2 separate regions of the Homo sapiens genome follow, and region 2 is linked to region 1. Evidence: read pairs that join two places in POLR2A ChIA-PET (ENCODE). Cell type or tissue: HepG2. All regions are shown on one strand. Each heading gives the region's core, and the rest is flanking DNA. Links, peaks and the distances in the headings are about the cores only.

What was found. Peaks named below come from ENCODE experiments on the same cell type or tissue, not always from the same donor. Only the 100,000 strongest peaks of a DNase experiment are listed, where the experiment ranks them.
Region 2: POLR2A ChIA-PET joins it to region 1 with 5 read pairs; 4 of 35 experiments call an interaction of 5 or more read pairs at or near these places.

The regions. Positions count from the first base shown.
Region 1 is chr12:7,121,309-7,126,637 of GRCh38, reverse strand. It overlaps RBP5 (retinol binding protein 5), which reads left to right. Exons shown (of 4, transcript NM_031491.4): 3 at 1,908-2,009; 4 at 2,464-2,952. The coding sequence ends at 2,517. It overlaps C1RL-AS1 (C1RL antisense RNA 1), which reads right to left. Exons shown (of 12, transcript NR_026947.1): 12 at 4,787-4,926. Among named protein-coding and RNA genes, the nearest start is that of RBP5, 4.9 kb to the left of the region's middle. In HepG2, for the core only: no CTCF peak of the experiment used is centred there; DNase peaks (open chromatin) are centred at 2,697 and 3,454; H3K4me3 peaks cover 1,384 bases.
Region 2 is chr12:6,979,493-6,983,492 of GRCh38, reverse strand. It overlaps EMG1 (EMG1 N1-specific pseudouridine methyltransferase), which reads right to left. Exons shown (of 6, transcript NM_006331.8): 6 at 3,557-4,000. LPCAT3 (lysophosphatidylcholine acyltransferase 3) reads left to right here. Exons shown (of 13, transcript NM_005768.6): 2 at 1-61; 3 at 711-817; 4 at 1,589-1,682; 5 at 1,861-1,898; 6 at 2,311-2,489; 7 at 3,914-4,000. Among named protein-coding and RNA genes, the nearest start is that of EMG1, 11 kb to the right of the region's middle. In HepG2, for the core only: no CTCF peak of the experiment used is centred there; DNase peaks (open chromatin) are centred at 1,662, 2,072 and 2,552.

The sequences.
Region 1 (5,329 bases), core at 748-4,747:
TAATGGCAATAACCAGCCAGGCCAGAGACCTGGGAGTCATGGTCAATATCTCTTGTTTCCTTACCTCTAGGCTCCCAGCACACACACACACACACACACACACACACACACACACACACACACACACCACCACCACCACCACCACCACATCTAATCGGCCAAGAAATCTTTGTAGCTTTTCTGCATTACCCAGTATAGCAGCTGCTAACTTCAGATGGCCGTTGAATACTTGAAATATAACTAGTCCAAATCTAGATGCTGTAAGTGGACTTTCAGACAATGCCAAATAAAAAGAAGCATTTCGGAAATGTTTATATTGGCTGCATGCCGAAATAATAATATTTTGAATATTTTTGGTTAACTAAAATATATTATTTAAATTAATTTCCCCTATTTCTCTTTACTTTTCTAATATGGCTCCTGACCCATTTTATTTCTGTTGAGCATCACTCTTCTAAATGGCTCTCCTGTGTTCCCTCCTAACCTTTCTCTATCACCACCCTAATTCAGGCCTTCATTTCCTGGTGCCTGAAATTGCTTTTTTGTGTTTTTGTGTTTTTTTTTTTTTGGTAGAGGTGGGGTCTCACTGTGTTGCCCAGGCTGGTCTCAAACTCTTGACTTCAAGTGATTCTCCCGCCTCAGCCTCCCAAATGCTGAGATTACGGGCCTAAGCCACTGCACCCAGCTGGTTCTCACGCTTAACCCTCCTCTAATCTGCATGCTGTAGCCACAGGGTCTACTTAAAACATAAATGTGATCATGTCACTCTCTGACTTACACCCTTTCAGTGATGATCTATTACATTACATCATCTGTTACACTTAACTCAGCATACAAGGGTCTCTGTGAATCAACTCTTCAATTGCCTCCACCACATATACTCTAGGTTAGAGCCCTTCAGAACTAATTGCCTTTCTCTTTTACCGCTATTTCTAGCTGTTTCTTTCCTTGCTAGAAATTTCCCATTCTCTCCAATCTAATTAACTCCCAACTTCCTTAAAGATTTCACTCTGCCCGCCCCACTGCCATCCCTCACTCTTGCCTGGTGTCACAGTTACCTATTTACTGATCCTCTATCTCTTCAAGACTCTGAGCTCCTTGTTTGGGGCCTATCCTAAAGGAGAACTCAATAAAGGTTGATTGGAATGCTCAGGCCCAGAGGGGCTGACCCTTTATTTCTAAGGATACTTCAGCTGTTCTTGAAACCGAGAAAGAGGAGAAATGAGATTACCTGGTAGGATTCCCAACCAATCTCTCTTTTTTCTCAAAAGTCCCTCTAGGTCAGCCAGAAGTATCCAGAGGAAAAAGTCTCCATTCTTCATAAATGCCCTCCCCAATTTCACCTCTACTTATCCTGCTACCACCCCTGCTCTCCCCTAAAGGTCACTGTAGACAACTTTGGGCCCCCCTCGGTGACCTTTAGGAGTGGAAAGCTGGGTGTGATGGTTCATGCCTATAGTCACAGCACTTTAGGAAGCGGTGGCGGGCGGATCACTTGAGCTCAGGAGTTTAAGTCCAGCCTGGCCAACATGGAGAAACCCTGTCTCTACTAAAAATACAAAAATTAACCCGGTATGTTGGTGCACGCCTGTAATCCCAGCTACTCTGGTAGCTGAGGCATGAGATTCACTTGAACCCAGGAGGCAGAGGTTGCAGTGAGCCGAGATCCTGCCACTGCACTCCAGCCTGGGTGACAGAGCAAGAACTTGTCTCAAAAAAACACAAAAAACAAAGAGTAGGGTGGAAAGGGAGTCCTGCTGAATCAGAGCAGCTCCCTCGCTCAGTGGAGGGGCTGCAGCAGACAGTATCTGCTGTGGAGTAAAAGGGGGAGCCCATTCAGAGTGAGATGGGAAGCATTTTGAGTGTCCTGCCTCCTAATCTTTCTTTACTCCCTCTTTCCCCTATAGACCATAGTAACCTGGGAGGAGGAGCACCTGGTGTGTGTGCAGAAAGGGGAGGTCCCCAACCGGGGCTGGAGACACTGGCTGGAGGGAGAGATGCTGTATCTGGTAAATGGGGTGGGGGCTGGGTGTCTGGGAGAAGGGCCTCCAGCTATAAGGCATCCCCTTGTCCAAACCAGATAGGTCCACCACTCTTCCCCCAGCCCAGCCCCAATCCCTATCCAAGGAATTGACCAGGGAGGGAAAGCAAAAGCACTGGGAGGAGTGGGGAGAGGAAGAAACAGAGTGGCCAAGGTGGGCCCTGGCTACGAGTCGGATGAATGCCCATAAATCATCACTGGCGAGATGGAGGCTTCAGCCACTCACATCCCCTGACCCAGCCACCTTCCTTCCTGAGGGGTGGAAAGTTGAGGATGTGGAATAATGATACAATTGCCCATACATCAAACACTCAAGCTGCTGTATCCGGAAGGAGTAAATGGAGGTCAAGGACCTTGAGAAAGGGGCTCTGGCTGGCAAACGCCCTCTTTCTCTCTCCCCCTCACTTCCCCTCTCTCCCCAGGAACTGACTGCAAGGGATGCAGTGTGCGAGCAGGTCTTCAGGAAGGTCAGATAGCCGGAGAGGAGCCAAGATCCCTCCAGACAGCACCAGCTCACAGACGCTCTTGTTGTGCCCCCTTCAAGCCCAGATTGTGCCAGGTCAGCTGTCCCTTCCTCTGGCCACCTTTCCTCCCTCTGGGTCCCTCCTCACCCCTCCCCGTGTTAATCTGTAACTTGCAGCCCCCAGGCCAAAGTCCTTTCTCACACTCCACTGCCCAATAGTGACCTCACTTCCAGGTCAAGGTCTGGCGTCCCAAATGAAAGAAGCAGGCAAAGGGAAGGAGCCCCTGAGAACAACCAATCTCCGCTCTCTCCTGTCCATTTGACCTCTTCTTTTCCTTCTAAGAAAGAACTAAGCTTTGGGCATTTGGCGATTAGTGAAAATTCTATCCTGATGGACTTCTGGAAAACTGTGACTGGGGTTCAAGAGTTTAAACAGGGGCTACTGGCAGAGTCTTTTTGTCCATTTCTTTGTCCTTATCCTTGAGAAAGTCTCATGTGCTCAACAAAACCAGGCCCAAGACACAGCCCCCCACACACAGGGTTCAACGGACTCCACGGTTCTGACATCTGAAGGCATCTGGCCATTTGATACTTCCATCCTATGTGTTGGGAATGAGGGATGGAATGGGGTAAGACCTTTGTCCAGTGCTTGGGGAGGCGGGGAGCTTCTAAATGGTGACCTGTCCTCCGTGTCTGCTTTGGGAAGGGCAAGCAGCAAGAAAGCCAGAAAAAGCTGAAAAAGGAAGTAGACGGAGGATGTGAGGTCAAGGAATAAAAGACAGTAATACAGGGGTGTGAAGGCATAGGAGGGAGAAGCCCAGCAGTCCTGGCTATAGGGACCCTCTGCTCAAAGGCCAGCAAGGCTGGAGACCAGAGATAAAGAGGAGAGCTGAGGACAGCAAGGGTCCCAGAGTTGCTGCCTTGGAAAACAGCCCAGAAGGGTGGAGCTGGCTCAGGGTCAAGGCCAGCTCCAGCCTCTGGCCTCCTCTCCACCTCCAGGGGCCTTGGCTCTTTCAGAATAAAAGTCCTAGGGGGCCCAACTATCAGAGTGAAGAGGGCTCAATGTGAGGGTGGGAAAAGAGCCTGGGGGAAGGGTTGAGGGAGTTGGAAAGTCCCTGGCCCTCATCAGATGAAGACTCTTGACCCATCTTCCTGCAACGGCTGGCCCCCCCATGCACACAAGACAGTCACTAGGGCTCTGGCCAAGAACTAGGGGCTTGTGATACTGATCCTACCACATGCTCTGGAATGAATTTGGAATAGAAAAAAAAAAGGAACTCAGGGTTGAATGGAAAATCTTATTCCCTGCCCAATCTCTGCAGATGTCCACAGTAGAGTGGAAAGCCCCTTCTTTGCAAAGCCACCCAGCAGAAGCTCTGAGGGCTGCTGGAATCCACCTTGTCCCATTCCAAGGCACAGGAGGATGCTCCGTGTGTACTCGCCCATTGCCCACATCTCCAGATCAACACAGTGTCCTTGCTCTTGAGTTCACAGTGCATGTCCAAGCCTCTTCCCACAGGACGGTCCTCCATGCCCTTCAGTGACCATGCTGGTCAGTGGAGTCTCGGCAGAGGCCTTGACTCAGGAACTTGTAGGCCCCCATGGTGGGTTTTTCTAAATATTTCTATATATTTTTATTTTTCCCCCAAAGGTTGACACTTCTTACCATGGTGGTTTTAAGACCCAAGCTAAAGTGGGCTCAATCCCTCAAAACTCCCCGTGATGTGGGCGTCCAGAACATGGCCACTGCAGGACCCCATCCTCCACTCGACCACACTTCTCCAGGGGCCAGACCACACCCAAAGGCCTGGAGATCCCCTAAGGGAGCACAAGCATCAGGGGAGGACTATGCAGCTTCAGAGGCATTTCCAAGAGGGTGGGAGCTCGACCTGCAGAGGGGAGGGGACCGCTGTGGGAAGCTGGAGCTGCTGTTTCCCCTGCGGACACTAGAAGCCAGGGATTCTCCAAATTCAATCCTCCCTCCTCCACCACCTTCTCTGATATTCCATTCCCACCACACACACACACACATACACACACACACATATAAACACACACCCAATCCATGTCCTGGTCCTCACAAGACCATTACCCCTCATTCAAATCAGGTTCCATCTGTCCTCAGAGGGAAGAGATAATCACCAGAGGGACCAAGATGTGAGTGGAGAAAGGGCAGGGGAGGGGACGAGGGCCACAGACAGGTGGGTCCCACACCAGACCCTCCCAGGGACACACAAAGTTGTGGAGTTGACTTGGTTGGCCAGAGTCTTAAACTCCAGGGATGTGATCAGGAATCCAAAATGTTTATTTCCATATGGATGGAATAACTGTGCTCTCTAAGTCAGCCCAATGCAGGCCCCTGCCCCACTCCCACTCCACCAGGCCCAGATTCCAGCTGGAACTCCAGATGGTCCCTGAGAGTCTGCAAAGACCAAAGGTCAATTCAGAGCCCTGTCCCCAAAATAAACTGAGCAAAAGTGGATGGGGAGGATGGGTACAGGTGTGTGTCCTGTGAAGCAGAGGACCATGTGCTGCCCAAGGACTTGGGCTCCATCCCACTGGGGGGTCCCAAGAGGAGGCAGAGCAACAAGGTCTAGCCGTGTACCCCTCCCCACTGCCCACCTCTCCCCTCGGCCTCCACCTCCCACATGACCCTGACGCCTACGTGCCCAGGCCTATATGTTGAAAAGGAGCTCAGGTAGAAGCAGGAAGTGCCTCAGCTCTAAAGCACAAAGGCCATCCCGGGTCCAATCCTGTAACATGGTTGGACCACTTATTGGCAGCAGAGAACTCCTAGAGGCCACCACAGATCTCAAGATCCCAAG
Region 2 (4,000 bases), core at 1-4,000, 140 kb after region 1:
ACCTACCTCATCCACCTCTTCCATACCTTTACAGGCCTCTCAATTGCTTATTTTAACTTTGGTGAGTAAACTAAATTAGCAGTGACACCGCAATTAGTGGGAACCTGGAAGGAACAGACTTGAACAAAATTTCCTTGAGAGAATCTAATAGGTAGGGAAGTTATAATGCTCCCACTTGCAAAGAGGGTTGTATGAAGAGGAACACAGCTTAACTTTTCCTTTTTTTCTTTTATGTACATTCTTCTGTCAGATAAAAACATTTTGAGGGTGGTTACCCTTGCCATACCTCATCAACAAAGAATCCTCAGTTTCTCTGTGCTGTGGATGTAACTGAATGACCGAGCCAAGCAGTCCCCACTTAGATTCATTCTTCACTTCAGACATTCAAAAATACAGTAACAAGCTGGGTGTGGTAGCCCGGAATTCAAGGCTGCAGTGAGCTATGATTGAGCTACTGCACTCAAGTCTGGACAACAGAGCAAGTCGCATCTCTAAAAAAACAAACAAAAAAAGAAAAGAAATAAAATAACACCCTAATAATCTTTTTTATTTTAATAAATAATTTCCATCCTCTCCTCCAAAACATGAGGTTATTCTGAAAAAAAAGATCCTGATGCCAACATTTTTTCTTTATATATTACGTTGTGATTGGAAGTCTCAGGACGGTGGGAGTGTAAAAACCAGGCTAAATTCTCTCTTCTTGCATCCAGGAAACCAGCTCTACCACTCCCTGCTGTGTATTGTGCTTCAGTTCCTCATCCTTCGACTAATGGGCCGCACCATCACTGCCGTCCTCACTACCTTTTGCTTCCAGATGGTAAACGTCTTTCCCTTAGCAGCTCAGGCTACAGCTGACAGCGGTTCAGGGGACAGGGGTAGGCAGGGGACTGTGGTATAGAAATTAGCAGACCTAATTTCTAACCCCTCTCCCAGCACTTAGCAGTATGACTTCAGGTAGGTGGCTTATCACAGGCCCAAGTGTTCCATCCACAGATTGTAATGGTAACTCTTTGCCTGCCTCAAGGAAGGGCCACCAGCTAACCCTTTGCATACTGTGCCATTAGGCTCTTTGGTTTAACCCACTATCCAGGAGCAGAGTCACTTCAAGGCAAGACAGAAAAGCAACTTAGAATGAGTTAAAGAACCTAAGCCTAGGCCAGGCAAAGTGGCTCACACCTGTAATCCCAGCACCTTGGGAGGCCAAGGCAGTCAGATTGCTTGAGCCCAGGAGTTTGAGACTAACCCGGGCAACATGGTGAAACCCCATCTCTACAAAAAAAATACAAAAATTAGCCCTCCAGCCTGGGCAACATGGTGAAACAAAAAAAATTAAAAATTAGCCGGGTGGGGTGGCATGCACCTGTGGTCCCAGCATCTAAATTCTCATCTCAGTTTAGCCCTCATTTTGCCAAGAAGCCTTGAGCAACGCTCTTCCCATTACAGGTTTTCAGCACCTCCATTTGTAGGAATTTATTAAGGCTTTTAATGATGGGATGAGGAGAAAGGAAAAAGGAAAGAGAACATTGAATTTCAGAGCAAGGAGAAGAAATAGTAGTGATGCTAGAATAAATACTTCTGCCTCTCCTAGGCCTACCTTCTGGCTGGATACTATTACACTGCCACCGGCAACTACGATATCAAGTGGACAATGCCACATTGTGTTCTGACTTTGAAGCTGATTGGTGAGTGATGGTCACTGCCTGCCTTCCTTACATGTAGGTCCCTCCCCCATCTCACTAAAAACTTCCTCGGCACCCCCCCTCCGCCCCCCGCCATACACTTCTGGCTGCACTCAGTCTACAGGCCACATCCTCAGTGTCCTCTCCCACCACCCTACCCATCCGTTCTCTCTCTGCTCAGGTTTGGCTGTTGACTACTTTGACGGAGGGAAAGATCAGGTAAGTACCCATTCATCGGCAGAGAGGTTCAAGACTTAATGAAAGGGAAGAAAAAAGTTGTTAACAAAAGACTGAACCCAAATTCCAGAGCGGAGCCTCTCCCTCATTCCCCAGCCTGTGCAATCTCCCTTTCAGATAGCACTGAGCAAGGATCAACAAATCTAATTTGCCCAGGATCCAGCTCTTGCACAAAGTCCAGAGATCAATGCCAGCAAGGCATTTGCTAAAGCAGCAACAGCCAGCTATGCACACACATACGCATTTCCACAAGAAGCAACTATTTGTCATCCCCCAAAGAGAAGGCTATTTGAAGAACCCCAGTCAGTGGGGCACACAGGTGGGGAACACTCAAAGTGGCTCTTGTGGGGAGATTCAAGGCTATCCTGAACCATGCATTCTCTTCTTGGCATAGAATTCCTTGTCCTCTGAGCAACAGAAATATGCCATACGTGGTGTTCCTTCCCTGCTGGAAGTTGCTGGTTTCTCCTACTTCTATGGGGCCTTCTTGGTAGGGCCCCAGTTCTCAATGAATCACTACATGAAGCTGGTGCAGGGAGAGCTGATTGACATACCAGGAAAGATACCAAACAGGTAATTGCCCCTCTTGGTCCAGATGTTTGTGTAGGTATTTCACTCACTCTGAAGTGACTCTTCTGAAAGCTGCATTCTCCAGCATGACCCTGGCATAGAGACCTGAGTCATGCAGGCCCTGGACTGTTGTAACAGGCACTCTGTGCCAGGAGTGGGCCCTTTTTAGTTTAGGGTTCTTCCAGTTATCCATTCTAACACTAGTACAAACATAAAAATCCACATTTATGCCACAGGATTTTGCCTGAACCAGTCACATTTCTGCCTTTAAAGCCTATTTTCATGTATATATGAAATATATTTATGATTGATAGGTAGGTAGGCAGGTTGATAGGTAGGTAGGTAGATAGAGGCTGGGCACAGTGGTTTCACCTCTATAATCCCAGCACTTTGGGAGGCCGAGGTGGGAGGATCACTTGAGCCCGTGAGTTCTAGACCAGCCTGGCAACATAGAGAGACTCTGTCTCTACAAAAAAATACAAAAATTATCAGACATAGTGGCATGCATCTGTAGTCCAAGCTACATAGGAGGCTGAAGTGGGAGAATTGCTTGAGTCCAGGGGAGGTGGGTCAAGGCTGCAGTGAGCTTTGATCACACCACTGCACTCCATTCTGGGCAACATAGCAAAATCCTGTCTCAAAAATATTTATCAGTAGGAAATGCAGGAGGGCACAGTGGCTCATGCCTGTAATGCCAACGCTCTGGGAGGCCAAGGCAGGAGGATCACTGGAGGCCAGGAGTTCAAGACCAGCCTGGGCAACATAGTGAGACCCCATCTCTACAAAAAAAAATTATCCAGGCAAGGTGGTACATGCCTATAGTCCCAGCTACTCAGGTGGCCAAGGCAAGGGGATCGCTTGAGCCCAGGAGTTCAAGGCCACAGCGAGCAATGACTATGCCTCTGTACTCTAGCCGGAGTGGCAGAGCAAGGCCCTGACTCTAGAAAATAAAAATTAAAATGGTAAAAAAAAAAAAAAAAAAAAAGTTTAATTGCCAGAAGAATTCCTTCACTGAGAACTTGTCCATCCTGTGTTTCAGCATCAATTCAACCAAGAAATGAAGGAGCAGATTCAAAGTGGTTATTTTTATTATCTTACCTCCACTGGGTTTTCAGTCCCAATGGAGATTGTGAGACCTGGCAAGACCTTGAGATCAGTAGCATCCCTGAGGGGTAAACACAAGACTGGTCCACTGTCTGCTGCCCTGACTTTCCTACAACTCTTAAGAGGTTTGCAGTCCCCATTCCTCATAGCCAGCCATAGAAATCTTTCCCTGAAACAGGAAACACTTTGGGCAGCAGAGCTTCTCATCCCATTCCAGGTAGACAACCACACCCCTAAACACTCCTCTCCATAACTGAAGGTCAGAGGGTGAAGGGAATAGTCTCTGCTCTCTGTGACCAGGAACTTCACTCGTTCCTTTCCAGCATCATTCCTGCTCTCAAGCGCCTGAGTCTGGGCCTTTTCTACCTAGTGGGCTACACACTGCTCAGCCCCCACATCACAGAAGACTA